Linked DNA regions of Mus musculus: regions 1, 2, 3, 5 and 6 are each linked to region 4. The links are chromatin loops, found by intact Hi-C in ENCODE. Cell type or tissue: heart. All regions are shown on one strand. Links, peaks and the distances in the headings refer to the core of each region. The heading gives the core; the rest is flanking DNA.

Region 1 (4,835 bases), core at 500-4,499, 45 kb before region 4:
CGTGGGGCAGAAGACACTGAGATGACGGAAAGGATAGAGACTGGGGAGGCAACTCATGTGGTAAAGTGTTTGCCTTGCAAGCACCAGACCTGAGAGTGAAACCCACACTCCATTGGTTTGTTCATTCATTTGCTTGCTTGCTTGTTAAGGGTCTCACTATGTAGTCAAGGCTGGTCTGGAACTCAACATGTTGACATAACTGGCCCCTGTACTCTTAACAATCCACCTGCCTCTACTTCCTAAGAGCTGGGATTAAACACATGTCTCTCCATGCCCAGATAAAATCTGAATGGTCTTGGCTTGTTTTGAGTTGGTTTTTAAAGCTGACACAGGAACATAAACATGTAATTCAAGTGCTGGAGAGGAGAAGACAGACAGACAGATCCTTGGGGCTCAATGGCAAAGGCCATTGAGAGGCCCTGTCTCCCCTACAAGACAGGTGGATGACATCTGAGACACAAGACCTGAGATCATCCTCTGGCCTCCTCCTATGTGGCACAGAAGTATACTCCCACAAAGACACAAAGGACAAAAGGAGTTTGGGCCTTTTGAGAGGACTACAACTAATTTAGGGCTTCGAGGGGAGGAGCCACAGAAACAAACCTGGGCTACTGCATCTCCCGGTGGCTGTGCCCAAGAGATTCTGAATACAGTATTTATGGAATATTTATGGAACTTGAGGTCTGTGGGTTTCAGTGGGTAAGGGTTTGCTTCCCTAATATGGAGGAACAAAGCCAGCTAGACCCCTTCACCCAGAAAGTAAAGGTGAGATAGAAGAGGGGGTGGACTCTGCAGATGGGCGCTAGGAAACGCAGTTATGAGAAGAGGCCCAGGAGGAAGGCCAGCACACAGCAGCCAGAGATAACAGAGAGCAGTCCGATGGGGGTGTTAACCAGTGACCCTCAAATGCCACCTATGAACCCAAGGGAAGTGTGGCCATCCATGGGCTGCTGGAAGCCTTTCAGAATGTTGCTCTAGTACAATAGCCATGCAGGAACCAGAGTAGGGACCAGAGGTACAGGCCACTCTAAATTTATCCAGGGATACCTCACCACCAACACTGGGGGTGCAAATAAAAATAGGAATCAATCACTCCTATACAGCTGCAGGCACATCTGTAACTACCTCTGCCTGTCTGACCTCAAAGAACCTTCCTATCTTTGCATCTTTATGCCTCTGGGCTCTCCCCTCTCCTATTGGCTATCTGATATCTTCAGGTCCCTGGTGGGACCTGCACCTCCATGAACCGCTTTCCAAGGTCTTCATCATGCTGGCTCATATGGGGACACACCTACTGTCTCATAAGGTGTAGTCTCTCCTCTCCCAGTCAATCCCAGCCTGCAGTGGCACACACAGTAAGGGCTTCCCAGCCCACACTTCCTGATTCTGATCCTGTGAATAAAGCAGTAACTCCAGAAAGAGAGCTCCCCAGAAAGTGCTCCCCAGAAAGAGTACTCCCCAGAAAGAGTGCTCCCCAGAAAGAGTACTCCCCAGAAAGAGTGCTCCCCAGAAAGAGTGCTCCCCAAACATTACTATTTCAATTAAAAAGGTTTTTTTCTTTAAGAGAGTTGACAAGACAGCTCAGTGGGTCAAGGCACCTGCCACACAAACTTGACAACCTGAGGTCAACCCCCAGAACCTATGTAAAGGAGAGATCGACTCCACAGAGCTGTCTTCTGACCTCTACACAGGCACTGTGGCCTGCACCCTCCCACACCACCCACACACACATGACAGTAATAATAAAAATAAAAATGTAAAGTTCTTTTCCTCCTTCCTTTACTCAAACTCCTTGTACTTCATAACAGATATAACTTCACATAAACATACTTACACACACCACTACACCAATTATCTCAACAGGTCTTTGCCATCAGCCCTTCACAACTAAATGGACGTACACATCCTGGTGTATAGACCTAGACAGAAAGAAAAGTGCTAGTTTCACATGGCCAGCCATAGACGGCAGAGCCTTGGGAAGAATGTCCCCTCAATCCCAGGGAATGTGGGCCTTCCTAGGCTGTTCTGAGTCAGTCCTCAGACTGAGAGAAGCCAGTTTCCAGGGACTGAGCCAAACCTTCAATGTTGAACCCTCCACCTTGCCAGTGGTTTCTCCTACTCCTAATAGCAAGGTGAAGTCAGAGGGAAGCTGAGAAGAAAGTGGTGGTGGGAGGGGGTATGCACCAGAAACCTCACACCTATTTATCTACCTCAGGTAAGTATTCCCACCCAGAGTCATGAAATTTTCCTTCGGAGCACCCGTCTACAGACTCACAGTCATGAAGAACCAGCCACCCAGATATCCCTCATTCAAGCCCAGCCTGCTAACCCCTCAGTGAACCTAGACACCAGAGTCACTGGGCAGTAATGTATAGCAGCCCACACATAGGGACAGCAGTTGAAGCCCACTCTCAAGAGTCCCAAGTGTCCCTTCTTTCCCCCTTTTGTACAAACATTTGCTGGGACTTCTCTATAAACCAACATCAGTAGAAAGGGAACATCCAGAGTATATGAGAGTTGAGTCATTAAATTGTACAGTCCCTTGGGGGAAAGAAAAGGCCAAACCAAGCCACAAATTGTTAGGTCTTCAAAACCCTAACAGAAAGTGTAATGTGTCTCTGTTCTGGGGGGAACTTGGCATGGAGCCCTCTGCTCTGACCCACGGAGGCCCTTTGGGCAAGACACCCACTCATATCTCCCACCAGCTGCCATGGGGGTCAGGACTTGTAGGCCAGGCCCAGCCTGGGAAGAAAAGCATCCAACAGCTGATGATTTCCACCGTCCTCCCAAGAGAGTGCTCAGACTTGGCAGAACCCTCAGGATATCATTCTCTAGCTTCCAAAACACTCAGCAGAAAGAACCAAGCCTGAACATTAGCCTCGCGCCCTGAACCAAAGGCGAGTGAGTGCGTCAGAGGAACACAGTCCCATGGAAGCCACGGGAAACGGGATGACTCAAGCCTGGCCGGCCTCGCTCAACATAGACATCTGTGAGTTCTCACATAGGAGTCTGACTAAAGACATCATCATAAGAAAATAAATAAATAAAACAAATGACAGGACAGTTATTGTTAACCAAGGAGGCGGGGCACTTGAATCAAGCTTCAATTATTCATATTCCATAAAGCCACGGCCGAGCTGCTGGCACTCTTGGTCAACAGAAAAAGACCCACAGCAGTGTGCCCATCCAAACCTCCCTCCCTGGGTCTCTGCCTCAGTCAGGTACCAAGGCACTTACACAGAAATACAGGGCCCTGTGCTAGAGCTCTGACTTCCACATGTGCCATATTCAGATCACTGTGTCACAGAGGGCAGGTGTGAGTGTAAAAAAAAAGAAGCATCAACATTAACCTATGAAAGGACAACGGCAGAGAGAAACCAAGAGCCCATCCCTGCTGGGATACACATGGCAAACTGCGTGTGCAAGAAGGCTATTGCAGAAGGAGGTGGGCACTACATAAAGGATCTACAAAGGACCAGAACTCATATGTCATGTGCTTTTGAGTGGCTGTCTTCCCAGGTCCCTAGCCCACTTCCAGCCTCAGCAGAGCCGTGTTTCTTTCTCTACATAAACTGCTTCTACTTCTGTTTCTTTTTATTTTTTATTTAAGATTGATTGATTGATTTATTTATTTATTTATTTATTTATATATGTATATGAGTACACTGTAGCTGTCTTCAGACACACCAGAAGAGGACATCGGATCCCATTATAGATGGTTGTGAGCCACCATGTGGTTACTGGGAATTGAACTCAGGACCTCTGCAAGAGTAGTCAGTGTTCTTAACCGCTGAGCCATCTCTCCAGCTCATCTATTTCTATTTCTATTGCTACTCTCATACCCCTGTACCATACAATGTTCTGAGACCCAAGAAGTCTGTAGTCTCAACGGTTACTCTCCAGATTCCAATCATGCCCTTACCATCTGACTAGCAGCTACTTAAACATCTGAAGACATGAGCAACAGATGTTTTTGCAGTTATTTTCCAACCCATATTTAGGATCTATGTTTTCAATATTTTTCCCCACAAAAATAATAAGTTGACAGTATCAGGTTACCTCTCTCCCTATCTGCCATCAAACCCATTCTCTTCCAAGGTCCATCCAGCTAACGTTGAACTTTTTACTGATACCTGGCATTCACCAGTGATCCATGTAGGTCTGGTTAGTGAAGGTACAATATAGCTAGTTAGATTTGAATTTCATAAATCACTCAGTAAGTAGGACCCACTCAACATTTGGAACATATTTATAATTCAAAGATAGTTCACTGTTTATCAGTTTATGTAAGTTTAGCTGGGCATCCTGAGTTCTATGACAACCTCTGGACACCATCTCAGCAGAGAAAAACCCTGATGCCTGGGAACAGCTGGAACAAGCTGGGAGCTCCCAGCTGTCAGCTCATTCTACACAGATTAACTGCACTCTGGCCCTGCCCCTCTAGATAAGAAGACAGGAAAGGGGGGCAGGAGGGTTGCCTCTACAACAGGCAAGGTCTACTCTTCTCTACTTAACATAGTTGGCAAAATTTCAACACAGGGACTCAGGAGGGGCCTCAGCAGTAAAGAACACTTGCTGCTCTTATAGAAGACTAAGATTGTTCAGTTCCCAGTACCCACACTGAGTGGCTCGCCACAGCCTGTAACCCCAGTTCCAAGGGATCCACAACCACTAGCCTCTTTCAAGGACACCTGTATTCACACATACATAGGCCCATACATAGACCCGGCAAGCATACACTTAACTAAAAATAAAAATAATGTTTAAAGATTCCCAAATGACTAAAGAGACCCAATCATAATGGATAGTTTCACAATTTAAGCTTTTACTTATTT
Region 2 (4,835 bases), core at 313-4,312, 79 kb before region 4:
TGGCACAAGGAGATGTGAAGACAGAGGAAGGGGTGCTGGGGACATGGGTGGCTCTAGAAACTAAAGACGACAAATGGCTCCATTCTCTCCTGGCATCTCTGGAAGAAACAGGACCGACCCCCCACCAATACTCTAATTCTAGCCCAGAGAGATGCATATCAGATGTCTGCAGGACTAGAAGATGCTATATTGGTACTATAGTTTACAGTCATCTGTCACAGCAGAGAGGAAACAGAGGTGTCTGTGTTTTGTAAGCATGCCCCTTAACAGGCCCCTGTATTGGAGGCTCGGTTCCCAGTCTACAGTAGTTTGTATATACTTGGCCCAGGGAGAAGCACTATTAGGAGGTGTGGCCTTGTTGGAGTGGGTGTGGCCTTGGAATAGGTGTGTCACTTAAAGAATGGGCTTTAAGACCCTCATCCTAGCTGCCTGGAAGCCAATTTTTCCTGTCTGCCTTTAGATGAAGATGTAGAAATCTCAGCTCCTCCAGCCCCACATGTGCCTGGACGACGCCATGCTTTTATGATAATGTACTGAACCTTTGAACCTGTGAGCCAGCCCCAATTTACTGTTCTTTTTTATATAAGAGTTTCCTTGGTCATGGTGTCTCTTCACAACAGTAAAACCCAAATTAAGACACAGTCTGTAGCACAAGGAGGTGGCAGAACTAAAGTGTAGAGCCTAGTGGAAGGAACTGGGGTCACTGGAAGAGTATCCTTGAAGAGAATGTTGGGACCTGAACTCTGTCTCTGTGTCCTTTTGCTTCCCAGCTGCAACAATGCTCCAACCACAATGTACTATGCCATCAAAGACCCACAGTCAACAGAGCCAAGCAACCAGGGATTTAAAACCAGGAAACAAGGAAACATAATGAAGCTGCCTCCTGAGGAGTTAACTTCCAGGGGTATTTTGTTACAGTAATGGGGAGCTGCTTAGCACGCTCCCATCGAGGGATTTAAGGTTTCATCCTGATAGATGGGATAATGGAGCCTGGACCTCACCTGTTGATCATAGCATCCCTCCATGAGACACCACTAGAAAAAGATGAGACTCCTGGACCCCAAGCTCTGTACAGAAAATTAGCTCCCGAGATGAATGTGCTCTGTGTGGGCTGGGTTTGCTTGTTTCCCCTGTTTTACATGTTTTGCTTCTAGAACCCTGAGATCTTTCTTTTTAGAAATAAAAATGAAGTGTGGTGTGGGGAGACGGCTCATTTGGTAAAAGTCTTGCTGTGCACACAAGAGGACCTCAAGGCCAAGTAAAGGCCAAGCATGGTGACATAGACAAGAGGATCCTGAGGCCTGCTGGCCAACTAGAATAACCTAATAACACTGAGCCCCAGGTCCCAGAGAAGTGACCCCCATCTCAAAAAAAATAAGCTAGCGGTGCTGGTGCGATGGCTCAGTGTGTGAAAGAACATGCGGGGCAGGCCAGCCAACCTGAGTTTGATTTCTGGATCCAACAAGGGAACAGAGGAAAGTTATCCTCTGACCTCTACAATGAACCGTGAGGTATGCGTGTGAACATTCACAAAATAAAAAAAAATAAGACTTATGTTTAAATAAAGTAAATGGCCCCTAAGTGATAGCGCTTGAGGTCAGGGGACCTGGGGCTCACTGTTATTAGGCTCAAGCTAGCTCAGAGTTCAGCAGCTGCTTAAAGATCACGTCCTCCCTCCCTCCCCCAGGTCATTCTCTCCCTCACATCTTCTCCATACAACTACACTTGTCTCTTGGGAGCCACACAGCTGGCCAAAGGACACAGTGCCAAATGCAGCTCAGGGGTGCTGGGCTTGCTCGGCTACTCAGCAGGAGATACTGAAGTCATTGCTTCTGCTCGGAGAAGGGAGGGTATTTTTATCACAGAAATAGTTCCATGGAACACAACATCTGGGTGGGACAGCTTCTGTCCTGACTACTATGCTGTAGCACAAATAAGACCTTGCCAAAGCCTGGAGGCTTTTGTCAACAGGGCTTGTTAGGGCGGAGCCTATTTGGAACGCCCACTTCTTTGTTCTACTAACATCTGGCAAGAAACAGCTCCTACAGAGGGAGGTCAAGGCAACCCTAGAAGAAAAGAGAAACCATTATTTCTGACAGCCCAGCTTTCCATTCACTTTAAAGCCCAGGCCCACAGGCCCACAGCAGAGTCCCCCAGGAGAGCAATCCAGAGAAGGTAGCACCACTTTTAAAGAAAATGGCATGAATAAGCCAGAACTTGAGCTAGGAATAGTTCTGGTCTATTCTAAGGATATTGATAACAAGGATGGACCAGAGAGAGCACAGGGAACAAGGCAGGAAGCAGCCTGCTGGGGGTTAGTCAGGCCAAGGAGGCTCATCCCCTGGAGTGTCATCATTCCTGTTAAATATGGGATCTGTCACAGAGGCCTGCGGAGGAGCAATGCAGTCTGACAATGCCTTGGAGAAATGTGCTTCCAGCAAATGTTAGAGACCAGCAAGGGCACAGCAAGCATTTGCAGGAGTGTCTCCCCAAGGCAGAATGGAGGGAGGAAAACTGGGCCACACAGAGAGAAGGCCAGGCCTCTGTGGGTAAGGACAGGAGAAGCTTCACACTCAACTTACTTCCCCTCCCAGGTCTGAGCCTAGTTAGTATGCAAGCATCTCTCAGAAGCAAAGACCACCAAACCTCAGGGGAGCAGAGCTTGCAGGAAAGGGCTGGGCAAGTCTAGGAGGCTGAACCACAAGACCACAAAAAGCTTCTTGGCCCCAGGTTTCTGGCTAGATAACTTTTTAGGAAGGGCATGCATACACATATGCAATTAAAATGCGTGGGCGCGCGCGCGCGCACACACACACACACACACACACACACACACACACACACACACACACCAAAACTGCTAACAATTTTAGACTTTTCACATTTCGTTTTGAAAATAACTTTTTTTTTTTTCCTTTTGGTTTTTTCGAGACAGGGTTTCTCTGTGTAGCCCTGACTGCCCTGGAACTCACTCGGTAGACCAGGCTGGCCTCAAACTCAGAAATCCTCCTGCCTCTGCCTCCCAAGTGCTGTGATTAAAGGCGTGCACCACCATGCCCGGCTTAGATGGTTTTAATATTAGTAATCTTCTATGCTACTGAAAGTCCTCCTGGTTAAAGATGTACATTTTATATTTTGTTGGGGTTTGGTTTTGGAGTGTCTTACTATGTAGCCCTGGTTGGCCTGGAACTCACCCATCTGGCTTTGAACTCACAGAGATCCACCTGCCTCTACCTCTTGAGTGTTAGAATGAAAGGCATGTACCACCGTATCTTGGAACACTTTATATTTTTAACAGGAAATTTTAAAAACTATTCTTCTGACCCTGAATGAAATTCTACAGACGTAACCATCTCAGGCTTTAAAAAGCATCATTTTAAAGAAGTTAGTTGCAGTACTAAACAAAAGAAAGAAGGAGTTAGAGAAGGTTAAAACTATAACCACAAGGTCCAGCCAGTGTAGTGGCACAAGCCTTTGATTCCAGCATTTGGGAGGCAGAGGCAGGAGGATCAAGGCTAGCCCAGTCTACATAGAGTTCCAAGACAACAAGGAAAGACCCTGTTTCAAAACAAACAAAGTTAATCAGGAATGTGAGACTGGGTGACTGGGAACACATTTACTGGTATAAAAACAGTATGTCTTATACCACACTCTGGTAGAGTTATAGTAGAATGGAATCAGGGTCTTACTATATAACCTATTTAATAGATTCCAACTTTATCACAAAGAGTAACATTATTTATAAAGGCCCTTTCTCAGACTCAAAGGCTCATGAAGGCATTACATAATTTAGTCTTGATGTCAGCTAAAGAGTATTTTTACTCCTCACATAAAGCAAACAGAGTTAAGAACATTCATAACTGGGCATGAAATTTCTGTAAGGAAGGACAAGGTTGTCCAACTTATTCATTTCCTGAGTCTGTTTGTTTCTTTGTTTTTGATTTATTGGGTTGTAAATGGAGAGAAACTTGCATCTCAGGCTCCCACATGACAGAATTCTGACTACACATCACACTGGACATATCATTCCTGACAAAATAATCGAACAGATCAGAATACCCAGACTAGCTGGAATGAAGAGCATTTGGGTACTTAGTCATAGTACCTGTGTGACTGCACTGCACCTTTTTTATGAACAACCCTGGGTCTGCTGTAGGGTTTGTGAATGAGCAGGAAAAGTGAGCATCTGGCCTTGTGCAGACAAGAAACAAAGCCAGCAAAGTATTGTGTTCACACAGCACTGCACATGCAGCTGGAATGCAGTGACTATGGTGCTCACACAGCACTACACATGCAGCTGGAATGCAGTGGCTATGGCGGGTGTTCATACAGCACTGTACAAGCTGCTGGAATGCAGCAATTATGGTGCTCACACAGCACTGCACATGCAGCTGGAATGCAGTGACTATAGTGCTCACACAGCACTACACATGCAGCTGGAATGCAGTGACTATGGCGGGTGTTCACACAGCACTGCACATGCAGCTGGAATGCAGTGACTAAGGTGGGTATTCACACAGCACTGCACATGCAGCTGGAATGCAGTGGCTAGGGTGGGTGTTCACACAGCACTGCACATGCAGCTGGAATGCAGTGACTAGGGTGGGTATTCACACAGCACTGCACATGCAGCTGGAATGCAGTGGCTATGGTGCTCACACAGCACTACACATGCAGCTGGAATGCAGTGACTAGGGTGGGTGTTCACACAGCACTGCACATGCAGCTGGAATGCAGTGGCTAGGGTGGGTGTTCACACAGCACTGCACATGCAGCTGGAATGCAGTGACTATGGTGTTCACACAGCACTGCACATGCAGCTGGAATGCAGTGGC
Region 3 (4,835 bases), core at 349-4,348, 200 kb before region 4:
TTCAATCCTAGAAACCATTCTTTACGTCATGAGTCTGCTGTGGAGCCACAAGGCCCTTTCGGAGAGGGAATGTTATGTGCACTGGGCTTGCTCCTTACTAGAACTTTCTTCCGTACATACAAAGCCAGGAAAGGTTTTTCTACACCTTCAGCCCAATGTTCCACTCTAAAAACAGCAGGAACTTTCAGAAAAAAACCTTTAACATCTACATATTTTCTGGGCATCATCAGAGAATCAAAAAGCATTTGCAAGAAGGAACTCATGGGAGACTTGCCTCACGTGGCTGGTTCCCCTCTGCAGTTCCTCCAGAGATGGAGGGAGATAGATGCAGGCCACTCTACGCCTGAGTCAGAGCAAATAACACAGAGTCAGCACCCAGGGTTTCCATACAAACTCAGCCCCTCCTTCAACACTTCTTCAGTATATGTGAGCGCCTTTCACCAAACACCCAGCTCACAGCCTCCATAGCCTGGCCCTTTGACCAGGAGTTTCCATGAAGGGTCCTTTAGGAGTTGCACAGTTTTTTGCCTATAACAGGTATATGAATCTGTGGGCAGCCTTTGCTAGCTAGAAAGGCTGTGGGAAAGGTACAGAATGGGAAGGGGGTGGAATAAACATAACATCTTAAAGTTTATGCTAGGAAACACTCAGCGAATTTGGACATGTTTCTGTTAGAACTTAGAAGATGGATGGGTGACAGCTTAGTTGATGAAGTGCTTGCCACACAAACAAAAGGAGCACATCATGGTGTGTGCTTGTATCCCAGAGCTGGGGAGGTGGGGAATATGCAGATTCCTGGGGATGAATGGTCAGCCAGACTAGACTACTCAGTGAGTCCCAGAAACAAGAAGAAGAAGAAAGAAGAAAGAAGAAAGAAGAAAGAAGAAAGAAGAAAGAAGAAGGAGGAGGAGGAGGGGGAGGAGGAGGAGGAGGAGGAGGAGAAAGAAAGAAAGAAAGAAAGAAAGAAAGAAAGAAAGAAGAAAGAGGAAGAAGAAAGAAAGAAGAAAGAAGAAAGAAGAAAGAAGAAAGAAGAAGAAAGAAGAAAGAAGAAAGAAGTAGTAGTAGTAGTCGTTGTCTCAAAAGATGAGGCGCCTGGCTCCTGAAGAACAAATCCCAATACTGATCTCTGCCCTCCACACATATGTATACACATGCATTTGGTCATACAGGTGTACTATCACCCCCTCCCCCAAAGACACACATAATAATAACAATAATAGCACACACAATATACACCAAACCATCCAAATAAAGTGAGATGAAGGAAGATGAGAGAAAAATCCAGACTAAGTTGCAAATTCAATATAATACTGTAAAGTGTTTTTCAGTCTCTGATTGGACCTGGCTGACTCAACGGGCCAAAAGTCTATCTTATACTCTCCTAAAGGATGACTGCAAAGACACTGGGCCGCTACCACAGTTATTTCTCAGAAAGAACTCTGCCTGAATACAGAGAACTCTGCTCTTGGTCTCACACTTTCCATGCTATGGAGAATGTTGCTTCTCAACACTAAGTGGTTCCTTTGTGTCAGTTTCTCCAACACCTCTCTCATATAAGCAACTAAATGTATGAGTTCAAAAAAGAAACAAACAAAAACCAACCAAGCAAACAAAAAACCTTGAGAGTGGCAACACCCCTGGAGAACCACTCGCCACAGCAGACACTGTAAAAGGATTAGCACAAGCTACAGAAGCTTCTGACTGGGGAGTCCCAGGGTTGAAGCTGGGATGCAGCCATGTGAGACAGCCTCTGATGGGTTCGATGGTCAGCACAGGGCACGCTTGCCAGAGCATGGCATGGGAAAGCAGAGGCACGCCGCCCTGCTTCTGCTACACTCAAGCCTCCTTTCTTCAAGTCTGAGCATAGTTCTTCATAACCCTACGGTCCTTCTCAATGGCAAGTGTGTGTCATAGCATACCAGATCAGGAAGGGAAGCCACCAACATTTCCTAGCCAGACCAAAAAGCCCAGAAGAAGATCACCGAGAGGAAGAACCCAAGACAGGGTTCCGGGTTCAGCCCTGGTCACCCGCTACTAGAACTTTGAACTCACCCACATCCAATGGTGTTGGCACCCAGTTGGCTCAGCTAACTTAAGCCTCCGGCTCAGACACTGCAGCTGCTTTATGATTGTCTCAAAATGCATAAAGCACTGGGCTAAAAATAAAGCAGCTGACCCAGGCCTGATAATGCTGTGCACGGGATTTTCAATGGGCAGTCCAAGTTGTCTGAGCATTGGAGCCCCACACTCAGTCTCAGCCCTGACGGTGACTTTTTAGAGGCGTGGCGTCTGGGGTGGTCAGATCATCCTTTTCAGAGCAGTGAGGAAAATCGCATGGGAAGACACCTGCATTCAGGAAACACCTACTGCTCTGCAGAGCTGGTCTAGATGGCACAGATCGCACTAGCCACAGGCTGAATTCAGGAGGCTGTGCTGGCTTTTTTTTTTCCTCCATCATTATTATTTTAAATCTAAATCATTTATTTGTTAATTTAGCTATGTGTGTGAACAGATGGTTGGTGTATGTACACGAATGGGTGGATTTGAATTCATGTGGCAGGTCCTCCTTCTACTGCCTTATACCCGCTCATTCAGAGGCAGGGTCTCCTCCTAAATCTCAGCTCGGCTGGAAACCAGCGCGTCCGGCTATTTCTGGCTGCTTTGGAAGGGGAAGAGGTACAGATGTGCACCCTACAGCTTATTAGTGTTGAGTGATGGAATCCAGCCCTCATGATTATGCAGCAAGCATTCTTAACTGCTAAGCCATCTCTCCAGGCCTGTGCCGATTTTTTTTTAAAGTGACGTTTATTAAGTGCTTTCTAAGAAAAGGAGAAGACAACAACAACAACAAAATCTCAGACTAGATTTTTAAAAAAGCAAAAGGATTTTTAGGAGCGGGTAAATACCATGATGTTAAGAACCAACAACAACAAGAACAGCAACAAAACAAATGTCCACATGAGCTAACAGAAGCTCCATCCACGATCCCCAGGGAGTTACCCATCAGCAAGGAAAGCCAGGGATAAGCGTGCAGTGCTGCAGGAATGAGTCATAGACCATCAGGAAATATGTGCAACAGAAAAGAATACGATGAAGAATAAAGGCATTGTAGAGGTGTAAAATTGATTGTCACATAGTAAAAGCCACTTATAAAGTTAGAAGAAACCCAAGTTCTTACTTGCCAGGGGCACATTTATCTAGGGAAGGCACAGCGCCTGGAGGAGGACTAATATTCATAGGTGTGGATATGTGATGAGCCATTCTGAAGAAGAACTTTGTAAATAAAAACAATGCAGAAGACAGGCACAGTGGTGATGTCTTCGATCCCAGCACTCAGGAAGCAAAGGCAGAGGCAGGGGCAGGGAGATCTCTGTGAGTTCAAGGCCAGCCTGGTCTACAGATTGAGTTCCAGGTTAATAAGAGATAGACAGTGAACCCCTGTCACAAAACAACAACCACAAAGCGCAAGAAGGGAAGTCAGAGACACTGCAACACAAAAGTGGAAATGGCCTTTAAGATGGCTCGGGGATTAAAGGCATTAATGACAAACATATAAACTTCAGTTTGATCCCCAAACCCACTAAAAAAGAAAGGAAGGAGCCAGCTCCACAAGCCTGCCCCCCACCATGCACCCTATGTCAAGTGCATGTATACATAACATTCAGACACAAACAATGACTATAATAAATACATTTCTTTAAAATTTACCTAAGGTAAAACCAATGCAAATGAAGACAGAAGATAAGCAATGGACTCTAGAAACATTTTTATAGACTCTGGCTCAAGGTTACTATCAGAAAGATGAAGTCAAGAAGAAAAGGAAGAACTCCGCAAGAAACTATGACAAATACCCTAATATAAAACAAGGAATCCAAAAAAAACTTTAATAGTATCGGTGGAAATGTTAAAAAAAATAAAATAAACAGACCAAAGGTCAACTTCAGTCAGATCTTCCAAATGTAAACTCGAGAAGACATTTTCCATGCAGACAGTAGGGGTCTGAACACTACCACACTGACAAGAAAGACAGGGTAATGAATACCTCCCTCCCTCTTGAGCAAGCATGAGCTTTTTGGCAGTCAATATGACCATATTCTTTAAGAGTTGTAAATGTGGTTTCATTCTTGACTGGTTATTTCAAGACAGGTCTTATTCTATATTTAGAGATAAGGATGGATGCTTGTGTTCCAGGATGTTTACCACTGTTTTGTTCCTGCCCAAGATACTAAAAAGTCTAAATTACTTTCTGCACGCATGCAGATATACACATGGATGAAAAGAAAGCTCATCTGTCTCCACTTCTAAAACACTGGCAAAAACAGCTTCAAAGAAAAATGGTTTATTCTGGCTCAGAGTTCAAGGTACAACCTATCATCCCAGGGAAATCAAGGCAACAGGAGCCAGGAGCTTGAAGCATCTGCTTACATGGCATCAACAACAAGGAAGCAGAAAGTGGTGAATGCATATTCCCTTTCTCTATTTATATAGTCTAGGATCCCAACAAGGGAATGGTGCCACCCACAGTGGACAGGCCTTCCCATGTTAATTAATGCAATTAAGATAACTTCCCGATAAAGGTGGCCAGAGGCCTGTCTCCCAAGTGATTCTCGACTTGATTAAGCAAATAGCCAGTCTATCAAAACATGTCAATAAAGGCATATTTTCTTTAGATTCTGGCTCTATAAAAGACTTATAATGTGCTTTGTTTCAGTTTCTTGCCATGTATATATTCTGTAGATAATCTCATTACTCAACCTATTCTTTACTACCTTGGCAAATTAAAAGGCACCCTTGGGTGAGTGGTCTTTGCCCAATACTTAATAATAGGCCTACTG
Region 4 (4,835 bases), core at 576-4,575:
ACAGGCAGCTGTGAGTCACAAAAGACAGGTACTGAGAACCAAACTCCAGTCCTCTGAAAGAACTGCAAACGCTCTCAACACTGACCCACCTTTCCAGCCCCAGTACATTCCTGTTCTGGGACAGGGTCTCTCTCACTAGACAGGGAGCTTCAGGAGTAAAGCTAGACTGATTGGTCAAAGAGACCCAAGAATCCCTGTTCCCATCTCCCCAGCACTGGGATTACAAATACACAGCACCACGCCCAACTTTACATGGGAAGCAGGGAGTGGAACTCGGGTCCTCACGCCTGTGCAGTGAACACTTCCCAGACTAGGCCATCTCCGAAGTCCTTGGAGCTTACATGCCAAAGACCAGGTAAGATCTCATGCAATGTCAAAGTGACATGGATTCAAGAAAAGAAAAAAGCCTAAGGCATAAGAAAGGATACCACTGTGACCCTCAGGATCTGAGATTACTGCAGACTCCAAAAAGAAGTATTTTGTGAAACCACATTTCCGGCTTCCAGAAGCCAGAAAGAATAAATCAAACAAGAATGCTGGAGTCAGAGCAGCCAGGGGCAGATTCAGTTGGTGTAGAGAATGTTCCAGACAGGAGGCAATCAGCTGACTAAATTACGTAGAGAGGCTGCAGATACTGAGAGAGCACCCCTGGACTCACTCTTCAAATGCTGCTGATACCTTAGGAAATGTTTCTTTGAGCCCCATGTGGTGGCACACACCTTTGACTCCAGAGCCAGAGGCAGAGGCAGAGGCAGGTGGATCTCTTTGCGTTCGAGCACAGCCTGGTCTATAGAGCAAGTTCCAGGACAGCTAGAGCTACACAGAGAAACCACATCTCAAACAATAACAGCAACAAAAAGGTTTCTTTGGAGTTTTTGTTTTAAAGATTTGTTTGTTTGTTTTTTAATTGTGCATGTGTGTGTGGTTTGTGCACCTTGAGTACAGGTTCTCATGGTGTCCAGAAGACATTAACGGACGACCTGAAACTGAGTTACAGGTGGTAAGCTGTAGGTGCTAAGAACCAAGTTTGCTTCCTCTACAAAAGCCCCTGAGCTCTCTCAGTTCCCTTGAGAAGAGTTTGACCACAAGGGGTAGGGCGAAGCCAGAGTACACTGGGAGAACAAAATGAGTGGGGAGGCTCATGCCTTTGATCCCAGCACTTAGGAGACAGAGGTAGGTAAGTCTCTCTAAGTTCAAAGCCAGCCTGGTTTATACAGCAAATTTGAGGCCAGCCAAGGAATATATAGTGAGTTCCTATTTAAAAAATAAAAATATGTGAGTGCAGAGGAGATAATAAATAAACAAACAAATAAATAAATAAAAATAAAACAGAACATGACAACTCTTTCAAAAAAAAATGCTTTGCTGAAGGGCTGGAGAGATGGCTTAAGAGCAAGCACATTTTGCTCTTACAGAGGACCCAGGTTCAGTTTCCAGTACCCACTTGGTAGATCACAACCACCTATATAACTCCAGTTCCCCTTCTGGCCTCTGAAGGCACAAGGCACACAAATAGTGCTCAGACATACATGTAGATAAAACACTCATACACAGAACATAAAATAAAAGTAGTTTTTCTCCTAGTGTCTGCTAAGAAGGGAAAGCAAAGAAATGGGAGATGAATGGCTAAGACACAAAGTCAAGGGATGCCTTTTTTGCCTAAGATGAAGATGTCAGAGCATCTCCTGTGAAGATAATCCATCAGCGAGGGACTCTGATGATGTGGAGGGGAAGGGACAGCTGCAGAAGTGCAGAGAGCATGAACTCCAGGGAGGACGTGGACTCCTCAGTAGTCAGTCAACTGCTTCAGTGCAGGAATCAGGGAAACCAAGTCACCGGCTGACAGCAACCTCACACTAAAGCACAGTGGGTCTGCGGCGTCAGGAGGCCCGCTGGGATTCAGTCATACATCAAGAGCACAGCAGTGCAGATGGCCCAGTGGCTTCGCCACCCAGGCTCATTACTGTGGGGGGTGGGGGGGGGGGTAGAACAGTGAAAGCAAAGCAGAGGGCGGGTCTAATCAAGGGCTGGGTACTCAGCAAAATGAGAGCAAGGGCAAGGGTCATGGAGGTTGAGGATGTTCAGGAATCAAAACTGGGTACAGAGGATGGAGGACAGGAATGGGAGTCTTCTAAATAAATAAATAATAAATAATAAAGTAAGGCTCTGTACTTGATTTATTTTTCATATATGTATATGAGTTTTGGCTTTGGTTTGATTTGATTTGTTTGTTTGTTTTTTTTTTTTTTTTTTTTTTTTTTTTGCCAGCATGTGTATGTGTGCATATCTGGTACCTGCAATGGCCAGAAGAATGGAGTCATATCTACCAGAAACAGAATTACAGATAGTTATGAGCTGCCACATGGGTGCTAGGAGCAGAGCCTCAGCAAGAGCAGCCAGTGCTCTTAACCTTTGAGCCACACCTCTCCTGCCCACCTTCTGCTTCTGTTGTGGGAGTTGCCAGTACTCCCTTTGTGCATCCTTTGGTAGGTCTGGGTTCCAAAACCGGGTCAATCACACTTCCCCTCCCCCCACTACCCCACCCCCCCTCCACACTCACACACCTTATCTACTAGATAAACACAAAAACAAGAGCACTGCCCTCTAGGGATGAAACGTGTGGGGTGAGGGCAGGGTTACTTATCAGAGCAGCAAGATAAGCCCCCAAGAGCTTCTGCAGGACAAATGAATGGAAGACACAGAAGATTCCATTAGTTAAAGTCTACCGTGGAAGAGTCAAAAGACAACGCGAACGCTTGCAAGCTGCTCGAGGCTTTGGAACAGTGTCAGTTGGAACTGTTGGTTAAGAGCGAAACAAAATGTAGAGGGCTGACGCTGACGCTGACTTTGAAAATGCACTGTGAAATGGGCTGCAAAAGAGCCTGGTCTTAATTCATAGCTCAGGGCAACCCGTGAAGAAAGGTTCTAAGGACCATGTGACTCTTGTATTCAGCTTGTCCATCTTCAGGAGATGGCAAGTGCCAGGAAGTCAGAGGCTCCCAGTGCCTTTCACTTCTGCTTTACCCTCGACTGCCTTACCTTGTGAGTGCTGCCTGTTTATTGGGAAGGGGAGCAGCAGAGGCGTTTGGGAGAGTTCAACTTCAGGGAGAACATCTGGTTAAACCCACCACTTATCCCCATTATTTGTAATAGTTGTGTTTGGCTTATGTTTTAGCTAGTCTTGTTATTAAATATAAAAGCAATAGGATTACAAAGTTCTAGATGGGGTAAATACTGTAATTAAAAAGGCACCAGTTGGGTTTGTTAAACTATAATTCTAGAATGCCAGCCTCCTTGTTATGTTTTTCTTCTTGCCTTTAAACATTTTTTTGTACCTAATAAAAATTGTTTTTGAATGATTTAACCGGTTTTAGTACTTCCTGCTAGTCAAACACCAACCCAAATCCCCAAGAAAATAGTCGGACTCAAAAATTCTGGAGCAAGAATGTCACAGATCACAAGTCCCAGACACCATCCTAAGAGCCTGGGAATGCAGCAAGCACACACCACCTGTCACATGGCCTGGTAAACTGATAGGCAACTTTCCAACTCACAAAGGCACTTTTCTAGCCCTTTTGAAGTTACAAAATTTTACTAAGGGGGAAAAAAAATCAGGCACTTTGATCAAGCTATGAAGCTACGACAGTAAGAACCAGGCAAGAGAGAGTAAAACCTGGTTAATAATATCTGGTGAAAGAGGCACACAGAATTCACTAAGTATTAAGGTAGTACCATTGAGATTAAATATTAGAAGGCCTGAAATAAAGCATCTCTGGAGTTGACGAGATGACACAGATGGTTGGTAAAGGGCACTGGCCACAAAGCCTAATGACCTGAATTCAATCCCAGGGAGCCACATAGTGGAAAACCTGACTCCTCTGACCTCTAAATAAGGTGCCTATGGCTTTTCCCGACCCACCTGCGCTCGTACATACACACAAATAGATAGATAGATAGACAGACAGGCAGGCAGGCAGGCAGGCAGGCAGGCAGGCAGACAGACAGATGAATATGATTTTTTTTTTTTGTTTTTTTGTTTTTTCGAGACAGGGTTTCTCTGTATAGCCCTGGCTGTCCTGAAACTCACTTTGTAGACCAGGCTGGCCTCGAACTCAGAAATCCATAATATGATTTTTAAAAACTTTTTAAAAGCTCCTTTAAGTTAACTTTCATTGCATCACATCTAAAAGCTGTGCAAAATATATATGCAGCACACATCCAGACCAGCTCCTTGGGTAAAGGCACTTACAGCTTTTGCAGAGGATATGGATTTGGTTGCCAGCATCCACGTTGTGGTTCACAACCACCTACAACTCCAGTTACCATGGGATCCAACCCCCTCTTCTGGCCTCTGCACACAGGTGGCAGGCACATGCACATAAAAATAAATAAATTTAAAATGCCCTCTAGGGAACAATGTTGGCAAACAAACCTGGGCAAGGTGGATTTTAAACGTGCATGTAGCCTACAATGTACTGAATAAACTACTCGTGGGGATGGAGTTTGGAATTTTTTACTTCTCCCTTGGAGATACAAAGTCTGAAACACAAAGCCAAAACTGAGAGAGACCCGCAGGATCCCTTAGAACTTCCTACATAAATGAAAAGGTGTACAAAGGTACGGGGTAGACAGTGGCTAAGAACTCTCCGTTTCTGGGATTCAGTGTGCCACCTCTGAGCTAAGCCCAGAAAAGTCAATGTGATTTAAAGAGGGAGTGGGGAGGGAGGGTTCATCAGCTAATTCTCACCAACATTGGCTATTCTAATTTTGGTCAACTGTTATCTGGGACTTTTCCACTCTTCTAGGGTTCAAATTAAAAGGAAGAAAAGCATTCC
Region 5 (4,835 bases), core at 520-4,519, 280 kb before region 4:
AGTTACCTGTGGACTCGAGGACCAGTAGGAGGATGGCTAAGGATGCCTCTGGATGCTCCAAATCCTATCAGGGGAGTTTGGGGAGCAGTTTGGGGTGTGTGGTGGAGGGGAATGCCAGTCCTTCAACCACTGATCTACAAAGCTGGAGATGGAAGCCCAGGAGCAGAAGCCCCCCATCCTCAGAGAAGCACACACGCATGATGGCGTAGAAGGGCGCTTGGGATCAGACAGGTCTATGTCAGAACCAAATTCCGCTGCTTTATTTCCATGGCTGAAAGCAGCTCATTAACACTGAGTCACCTCAGCTTTCTCCTCAGTAAATGAAGGCTGATGGCGTGCAGTGTGCAGGACTGCTGGGAAGCCCCAACCAGGTGATTCTGACACAATGAACACACCCTGGAGCCATTCACAAGATGAATGGGCCTCCCTGAGAAGCTGTGGGTTCAGTATGAGCCCCTTACAACCCTGTGCCATGAATTGCAAAGCCTCTTCTTTTTTGCTTTTTGCTTCCCCCATCCCCCTAAGACAGAGTTTCTCTGTGTAGTTCTAGCTATCCTGGAACTTGATTAGCAGACCAGGCTGGCTTCAAACTCAGAGATCTGCTTGCCTCTGCCTTCAGAATGCTGGGCTGGGATTAAAGGCGTGCAAAGACTCTTTCAAGCACTGGAAATATGTTGCATTGAGAGGCCCAAAGGGAGGCACAGCAATTTGCATCTAACAATAGATGAGCCAACAATAAGAGCAGAATTAGAGAGCTTCTACTAAGGTCCTGTCATGGCTGATTAGAGTACTTGGGAGAGAAAAACAGACAGATTTCTCTGAGCTCAAGGCCAGCCTAGCCTCTCAATAGTTCCAGGAGAACCAAGATACATAGTAAGACCTTGTCTCCACCTCCACCCCCTTGCAATAAATAGATAGATAAATAAATAAATAAATAAATAAATAACAACAATGAAAGTCCCAAAACCCAACCAAGCAACCAATCAACCAAAACAAAAATTTCTACTCCTGTTTCCCAAAAGAAGACACCTGAAGCAAGCTGTAGAGCTCAGGCTCCTTGACGACTGGTGGCAGGTGACAGGGTATGGCACTGTAGGGAGGGTGGCATGCCAGCTGGCTTACCTTAGCACACGCCACAAGCTGCGAGGTAGAGAGGGCACACTGGGTGGCTGCGGCGATCACCCTGTTCTGTAGGACGGTGTCTTCAGCCACCTGGGCCACATTCTTCGCCTTCAGTACTAACATGGCAGCAGCATTGGCAACAGCCTTAGCTAGACTCATTAAAACATCCTAAGAGAAAGGAACCGAAGTTATTTATGATCACCCTTTGAACGCTGAAACTGTGTGAAGTGCACCCAACGTTCCTATTAAAATTCCATTTGGTTTTTTACCTTCATTTACCTTGATTTTTTTCCCCTTTATTTTTTGAATGGATGATCTATCCTTGCAAGAAACTGAGGGAAGGAAATTGTATCTTGATAACAAAATGTGTCCCTGAAGACACTGAGTAACACAGGTTTCAACATAAAACAGGTCAGGGCTGGGGAGATGGCCCAGTCAATAAAGAGCAAACAGCAGGACCTGAGGCTGGATCCCCAGCACATTAAAAAACAAAACAAAACAACAACAACAAAACCCCCAAAAACCACTGGCAAATTGCACATGTCAGGCCAGAGACAGGGAGGTCATTAGAGCTCAGTGGTCATCCAGCCTGGCTTCTGATCTGGAGACAGATGCTGTCTCCAAAAGTGTGATGCAAAGTGACAGAGACATTTGATATTGAACTCTGGTGCACACGTGCACGCTTATGTGCATGCCTACCAAACAAACACATGCAGACACATATAAGCACACATATAGATCCTCCAAATACCACACACAAAGAAAGCACCAAAATAAAAAAAAAATGAAACGGAGGAAACAGGAAGGGTGTAACTGGTCATTCACATTCATGTTCTCACACTGATCCTCGACTCTTGTATGTTTGATGGATGTGTGACATCAGGAGAAGCTGAAGAGACACTCAGATGCCACCAGTACTGCAATATGTAGGCATTAAATCATGGCCTCTGAATCATCATACCCGAGAATAAATTGAGAATCAATCTTTTGGATGCCTAGCTTGTACGAGCATCCAAGTTATGATCCAAAAGTCAGCGGTCCCTCTGCCTCCAGAGGGCAACGTAGGACACACACAAATTCCTGGCATCAGTTCCCACAGCGGGAAAGTCTAAGACTACTCTGAACATATCCTTAGCATACAGAACCTTCTGCATAGGGATTGGATTATGCAAAGTAGCAGAGAACCTTCATACATTTACTACGGCGAGATGCTGAGGAGCAGGGATATGCCTCAGTTGGTGCTTGCCCAGCAGGTATGAATGAAGCCCTGGGTACCATGCCTATGAACTAGTTATGGTGATGCCTGCCAGTAATCCCAGCACTTGGGAGGTGGGACAGGATAGGACAGCTTAGATGACATGAAACCCTGTATCAACACAAAAACCATGTCTAACTACAGCTGCTAGGACTTCGAGAGTTTAAAGTTCAGCTTATGAGAGGTGTTCTCCCTGCAGGAGGGACAGTCCTTTGGTCTGGACCACCAGATCTGTCACCCATCTGTTTGACCTGAAGAAGAACCACTTTTACACTTCAATTTACTTCAGCACTGCAAATACCGGGAGCACCTTATTTGACTTAGACATGCCTTCCCTGACATCCAAGCCATTGTTACTTTGAGCAAGCATGTCAAGACTTTTCTCCAGAGGAAATGTGGTCAGAAGTCTTCGGTTATTCATCAGATAATATAAAAAAGCAGGCTTGGTTCTAAACATCAAGGCTACCCATCAGCTCTTTACAATGAGAGATGCTATGAGAAAATATATTGGAAAGCGTGTCCAGCCTGTGTAGTTTGCAGGAGTGAAGAATACGTTTGATGCAGGCAGGTCTAAAAAGTGGCAAATAAGCTAAAGAAGCTGTTTTGGGGGCTGGGGAGATGGCTGCTTGGGGAAAAGACACTGACCGTTAGGTGTCATGACTACAGCTTGTTTCCTGGAGCCCTCATGGTTAGAGAAGAGAATGGACTCCCCAAGTTGTCTCTCCACATGCATGCAGTGGTGAAGTGGTCGGCATGGACACACACACACACACACACACACCACAAACACACACAGAGCTACAGATACACAACCAAAGTGACCATTTACTGCGGCCTTTCATGGGTCTAGGACAGTACTTGAGTGTCCAAGAAAAGGCTGTGAAACAACGCGAAGCCTTCAGAAGTCAAGGGGCGCTTGACTGCTGCATGCATGCCTGCTAGTCGTTCCCAGCATGCTGCCCCTTACCGCCCCCACACATCTTGGACATTTGCCTCTGAATTCAGGTTAAAAGCAACTTGGATGTCACAAATTACTAACAAGATTTTTAAACATAACTTTCTGAAGCTGACCAGGACATTCCTTCACACAGGGACCAAGACTGGGTCACCCACAACCCCAATGGTCACAAAGGACTTTGTTCGAGTCACTGAAAGAAATTCTCTTTTTATTAATTTTGTCCAAATACAGTCAGGAAAAGAACGGGATACTGCAGTTATAGCTGCTGGCTGGCCAGTCTTTGTCAAGCCTCTCAATAAGCCCACTATTATGGAGCCTGTGTGAAATAAATCCTTGTCAGCTCTGGGAACACGCAGTACATTGAGAACCCAAGAGAAGCTTCGCCATGGGACTCAAGACCCAGGAAAACAGAGCGGAAATCCCGTCGTGCCAGGTGGCGCCACGGCTGCAGGAGGGAGGCTGGGAAGGACTGTCCTACCCCACCGTCCCCTCTACATACCCCACCTTCTGGAACATCCCACCTTGTCTCTGTACCTGCCTCCTAGCATGGCCATAGAGAAGCAAACAGGAGGCAGGGCCTGCACCTGACCACAGTGGTAACAATCCATCAGAGGAAGAGGCAGGAAGCAGAGCTTCAGGAAACTGCCAGGGCAAGTCACACGCCTCCTGGGAATCCAGAGCATCGCTCCATCATTCTCCATGTGGGTGCACTTTGGGTGCTTTTTGGGTGTGCACTTGAATATGGAGCCCATGAGCGAGCTCAGGTGCCATTCCTCAGAAGCTGTCCACCTTGATTTTTTTTTGTTTTGAGACAGATTCGTTCACTGACCAGATGTTTGCCAACTCGGCTGGGCTGTGAGTCCCAGGGGATGCCCCTGTCTCTGTCTTCCCAGCCCTGACTTTACAAATACCATACTACAACTATGGTTGCACAGCTATTTATGCACAGCTGTAAACATAAACACTGGAGATCCAACTCAGGTCTTCGTGCTCTGGTGGCAAGTTCATCACTGACTGAACTGTCTTCCCAGCCCCCAGCCCCCACAAAGCAATACTTCTGAGCAAAGTCAATCAAGTACTTAAAGATACTAAAGCCTACCAACAGCAGCGAAATCTAATAGAGACAAAATCCCTAAGACTTATCTGCCTAGGCGAATTGGCTGTACGATATAAAATGCAAGGTCAGCACAATGATAGCATGGAGATCTGGAAAGGACTCGGGATGGGACAAAAGCAGGGGTCAGTGGGGTGTGTTATATGGTCTGCAGTGAATTCTACATAGTGAAGGGAAATCCTGGTATAGAAATGACTTCCAGGAAGCTATGACTGGCACCCAGCCTATACCATGCATGAACATGTGACCTGAACCTCAGGTCATGAATGGGTAATGTGGTCTTAGAACCACAAGTACAGAGACAGAAAGGAGACATAGATACCTCTATGGACGAAAGTGTACATTTCTCTTTCACACGTACAATCATGGTTTAGTCTGTGTGACAC
Region 6 (4,835 bases), core at 602-4,601, 110 kb before region 4:
GCCAAAGAACTTGACAACCCTAATCAGCAGGAGGTAGTCTAACAATGTCACCCCATTTCTCCTCTATCCTTCTTTCTCCCCTATCTAGTGTTAAGGGTTTGGAAGGATAGAATAAAGGTAGAGAAGTGTGGAAGAAAACCCCACAATGTAGCCAAATGCATGCTTCATACATAGAATCCTCGGGTTTCAGAGCAAGTCAGTCAATGCATTTAAAAAGGAGGAGGCAAGTTGGGCCGAGGAGAACAGCCCTACAATCCTAGCATTAGGGGAGGACAAAGCAGAAGAATCACAAGAAAAGGTCTGCCTAGACTGCGGAGTGGTTTCAAGGCCAATGTGAACAATCTAGTGAGATGCTAAATTAAAATAAAAGTTTAAAAAAGGCCCAGTGATAGACTGCTTCGCCTGGTGCATCAGTTACTTTCCTGTTGCTGTGACAAAAACCATGACACAAAGCGACTTGCAGAAGGAAGAGTTTGTTGATGGTTCCAGAGGGATGAGAGTCCATCTTGGTAGGAAGGTATGGCAGCAGCCAGGTATGAGAGCAGGAGCAGGCTGAGAGCTCGAACCACAGCATGAAGCAGAGAGCGAGATTGAAGGGGACAAGGCTCTAATCTCTAACAGCCCTCCCCTAATGACACACTTCCCTCAGCAAAGCTGTACCTCCTAAACCTGCCCTAACTGCACTGCCAAATGACAACCAAGTGTCCAAAGATCTGAACCTGTGTGGGAGACATTCCTAATTCAAACCACCACACTCAGCACATAAACGAAGAAACCACACTCAGCACATAATCATGGTCACAGTACCAACAAAAAGTGGCTCAAAACTGCCCTCTTCTGGCCTCCAAGGACAGCGAACTCATGGGCGAGCACACACACAAACACACACACACACACACACACACACACACACTATGTATGTATATGTACCTCTGTGTGCACACACAAATACATGTCATTTAAAAATGATAAAATACTTAAGAAAACAGTACTCTTCCCCCCCTTACCTTTTTTCAAATGTATAACAAAAGAAAAAGGAAATTAAGAACCAAAGACCCAAACAAGTCTTTCCTTTTTTAAAGGCAGAAATAGCTTTGCTTATTTAACTCAGTCTTTTTTTTTTTTTTTTGAGTAAAGACATGAAACCTACAATTTTATTGCAAAGACTTCCACCTTTCCTACAATTTTCTATTAACAGTGGTTCAGAATAATCTGATAAAAAGAGGGAATGGGAGGGAGAGAGGACAGGCTAAAGGAAGAAGAGTGAGCCAAAGACGGACAGACAGACAGACTGACAGATGAAATGGGGCTCAGAGTGTAACCTGGTGGTACAATGAAGCCCTGTGTTCAAGCTCCCACATTGACAGCTTCTTCAAAGGGGACAGAGAGAGAAGGGCTGCTACAGAGGTGCAAGATGGGCTTTCAACGGACAGGCTTCAGACTGTACCATCACATGAAACTGTACAAACTCAGCTGGTAAAGGCACCTGCCACAAAGCCTGACTTCAATCCTTAGAATCCACATGATAGACGGAGAGAACGGACTTCTAGAAGTTGTCTTCTGACCTCCTGTTGTGTGAACTATTTCCAAGGAGATCTAAACAAATGTCTGTTCACTCTGGATAGGGAACTGATGAGAGACCAAAGTAAGGACACCATCAAAGACAAAACTAATGAACCAGTGAGTTCACTAAGGTCACTTACAAGAGTATGAGTGAGGTCCGTGAATGACTGAAAGGGAGCTGCATCTTCAAACACCCCCTCCCCACATAACTCGTGAAATATGGAACCATGGAGAACTCAGCATGACTTACAAACAGCTCAGTAGGCCAGAGTTCCTCTGTCGTCAGAAGTTCTTATTTACTGCCTATATAACCTTAAAGAAGAAGGACTTTGTCAGCTTCAAGAACTTCCTGAAACTTGTGAGTTGTTTACTAAATGAGCTTGTTGTTTTGGTTTGTTTTGAAGAAAGGCTTTCACCCTATTGGCTAGCTTGTACTTTACCATGTAAACTAAGCTGACCAGAAACTTCCCGATATCCCCCTGCATCTGCCTCCCATATACTGAGATTAAAAGTGAGCAAATTACCGTATCCAGCTACTTTCTGAATCTTCATGATTTTTCCGACAAAAAATGAGTGTTCCAGTTCACAGGAACTTGCTACACATTTCTCCATGCATGATTTGGCAAGGGCATGTATCACATGGAAATAAATACATGAGTGAGTGCACACACATACACACACTCACACACACACACAGAGTAAATATATCTGTACCGTAAAAGTAAAAAGAAATGTATGCACTCATTAATTGTATTCACCCATCTTCAATGAAGAAAATGAGAAGGTGTCCTCACCAAGAAGGAATAGGGGGCTCTCAGCAATGTTTTCCAATCTACATCATCACACTAACATCAAACTTACAGAAATACTGCTACATGGATGGCCCCTTTCCCCCTTCAAACTCAACCTGCAACTCTGCATTAAAGCTTGGGATAAAGTTTATTAAAACACAAGTCTCTATCATGTATATGCTTGAAATGTAATTGCACAGAAAACCTGTATGAACTCTTAAAGGAAACTGTTTCAAAACAAAAATAAAGTCTTTCTGCCATTAAAATGGGATGGGAGACACAGGTGCCATGGAGCCTGCATGGCATCCGGCACATGGGTATGGCTTTGACCTATCTCCAGCCTCCCAGAACTTTTGTCCAATTAAGCTGCATGGGCCAAGGCTAGCAATGCCTAAAGCAGAGACACACCAGGGCTTCAGCCATGGAAGAAAAGCCATGTGATGAGACTCTCAGCTGTGCAGCTGTACAGAAGCAAACGTGTGCCCAAAGACAAAAATCAAAGGGCCTGAGATAATGAGTAAATTCCTTCCCTTGTCTGCCAGACATTTTTTGTCTTATTTGTAGTCGAAACAAATCTCCTGTGAAGTTCAGAATTCTTCATGTAGAACAACACAAAACTCCAAAAATCCACATAAAACAGAAAGGAGGGACCCAAGCCTTCTGCAGAGTGGAGGGCAGAGCGCTCTGGGGGCGACAGCCCTGCCAATAAAACCGGGTGTTGCCCAATCCTCAATCAAGAAAGGATTTCACACAGGCTGAAACACAAAGGCAGGAAGAGACTCCACTCAGACAAGTTTCCATAACCTTGAAATTCACATCTTCATCTTCAAAAGGAGATAGTTGTATCAGATCACCTGAGGTGTCACTCTCAAATGAGCTGCATTTGAGAATTTCTCCTTAAAATCAGGACCACGTCACCCTAGGGCTCTCCCTCTCTGCCCAGGATCTGTGTGTGTGTGTGTGTGTGTGTGTGTGTGTGTGCACGTGTGTGTGTGTGTGTGCCAGGAGTGTGGAAGACAGAGGTCTCTCTCGGGCTTTGTCTCTCTGCCTCTCAGAGGTGAGATTATAAGCATGTGTCATGGCACTCAGCTTCTTACGTCAGCTCTGGGCATCAAACAAAGATCCACATCCTTGCATGGCAAGCACATTGCCAGTCAAGCTATCTTCTCAGCCTTTCCACAGGGATCTTGTTTTAAAAGGAAATATGAAGGCATGTATGGAAGGGGCATGGCATCCAACATGGTACACACACACACACACACACACACACACACACACACACGCACGCATACACACACACACACACACACACACACACATGCACGCAGGCAACACATGCACAGTTACAGGTGCTTGACATAGCAATGCCAAGCATTCCGTGAAATTATTTTAGAATTCATAACCTACTCACTACAAATTCTTATTCACACAAGTCTGACGTGAAAACATGTTTGAAAACAAATAATAAAACAAAAATCCGTCCATATACACAATGCAGGTAAAACACAAAATAAATGACAATCCCAAATGCAGCATGCTTGAGTCCTCTTCCGCCCTGCTCACAAAGTCCTTGGCAGCCTGCAGACCACCAAGGTTACGCACGTTTTATATAAATAGCATTGCACTGAATCTTCTAGCGTGCACACCTCATGCACACGTGCATGTCACAGAGTTTATAAAACCTGACAAACAATGAGATACGTGGTAACTATGCTTCAGAGACAAGAAGAAAGAAAAGCTTTGACTCCTGCCCAGATGAGCCAGAAAGCAAGACAGTCCTTAGCTGGAACGCCAAATAGACATGCAGACTCCAACATAAGAATTATATTTCACTGCTACAGTGGAGGGAGTTTCCTGATGATTTTAAGACACTTGTGTCATAATAAATGTATTCGTATATGCAAGGCACACGTTTCCACTGAGTGTATCATCAGATATAATGTATACACAATGGATGCCTTTACAGCAGTGAACATAAACTAGCTTCACAAACAATACAATTAGAACTTCCTAAAATAACACTGAGTGGATGGTTAGAAACAGCTAAAGTAAAATTACCTTAAAGGAGCTTAAAATTATACTAGGGAGGAGCTAGAGAAACAGATTGGTAGTTAAGAGCACCAGCTACTCTTGCAGAGGATCCAGGTACACCTATGTATATATATAAAACTTGGGCCAGGTATCTGTTGCATAGAAGATTGCCCCCCCACCCCCAAAATCATAAATAGAAATAAACTCTTAGCATTAAACTGGCCTTAGATCTTCCATTGTTTGGCACCTTCTCTTGATAGATTAGGAATGGAGCTTAAGAGTAGTTCAATTTCATATGTGTTGCTCTTACACAGATCTGTCCCTTTGTCTCACTCCTCAAAGATTCTAAACTAGCATTTCTCCTCTCATTTCTCCTCTCATTGGTGTCCATGAATTATACAATAATAATAGCATCTTGCGTATTTATAACAGGCCTGGCAGAAATGAAAA

The links. Hi-C counts contacts between places; a loop is a spot of excess contacts. Peaks named below come from ENCODE experiments on the same cell type or tissue, not always from the same donor. Only the 100,000 strongest peaks of a DNase experiment are listed, where the experiment ranks them.
Region 1: a loop joins it to region 4, with 2.5 times the contacts of the local background. A loop is called at or near these places in 6 of 42 quality-filtered maps.
Region 2: it touches region 4 in a loop (2.4-fold over the local background); 2 of 42 quality-filtered maps call a loop at or near these places.
Region 3: it touches region 4 in a loop (3-fold over the local background); 5 of 42 quality-filtered maps call a loop at or near these places.
Region 5: a loop joins it to region 4, with 1.9 times the contacts of the local background. A loop is called at or near these places in 2 of 42 quality-filtered maps.
Region 6: a loop joins it to region 4, with 2.7 times the contacts of the local background. A loop is called at or near these places in 2 of 42 quality-filtered maps.

The regions. Positions count from the first base shown.
Region 1 is chr9:67,582,249-67,587,083 of GRCm38, forward strand. It overlaps a transcript of Tln2 not described here. Among named protein-coding and RNA genes, the nearest start is that of Tln2, 25 kb to the left of the region's middle. In heart, for the core only: no CTCF peak of the experiment used is centred there; DNase peaks (open chromatin) are centred at 2,833 and 4,403; H3K27ac peaks cover 1,616 bases.
Region 2 is chr9:67,547,649-67,552,483 of GRCm38, forward strand. The region is part of intron 1 of Tln2 (talin 2); the gene reads right to left. Among named protein-coding and RNA genes, the nearest start is that of Tln2, 9.6 kb to the right of the region's middle. In heart, for the core only: no CTCF peak of the experiment used is centred there; DNase peaks (open chromatin) are centred at 1,873 and 2,363; H3K27ac peaks cover 1,071 bases.
Region 3 is chr9:67,426,710-67,431,544 of GRCm38, forward strand. All of the region lies in intron 2 of Tln2 (talin 2), which reads right to left. Among named protein-coding and RNA genes, the nearest start is that of Tln2, 130 kb to the right of the region's middle. In heart, for the core only: no CTCF peak of the experiment used is centred there; a DNase peak (open chromatin) is centred at 2,172; H3K4me3 peaks cover 1,704 bases; H3K27ac peaks cover 2,384 bases.
Region 4 is chr9:67,626,854-67,631,688 of GRCm38, forward strand. It overlaps a transcript of Tln2 not described here. Among named protein-coding and RNA genes, the nearest start is that of Gm30936, 65 kb to the right of the region's middle. In heart, for the core only: a CTCF peak has its summit at 2,641; no DNase peak of the experiment used is centred there; H3K4me3 peaks cover 875 bases; H3K27ac peaks cover 270 bases; H3K27me3 peaks cover 1,666 bases.
Region 5 is chr9:67,347,000-67,351,834 of GRCm38, forward strand. It overlaps Tln2 (talin 2), which reads right to left. Exons shown (of 58, transcript NM_001081242.2): 19 at 1,123-1,290. Among named protein-coding and RNA genes, the nearest start is that of Mir190a, 110 kb to the left of the region's middle. In heart, for the core only: a CTCF peak has its summit at 2,143 (motif pointing right); no DNase peak of the experiment used is centred there.
Region 6 is chr9:67,514,796-67,519,630 of GRCm38, forward strand. All of the region lies in intron 1 of Tln2 (talin 2), which reads right to left. Among named protein-coding and RNA genes, the nearest start is that of Tln2, 42 kb to the right of the region's middle. In heart, for the core only: no CTCF peak of the experiment used is centred there; no DNase peak of the experiment used is centred there.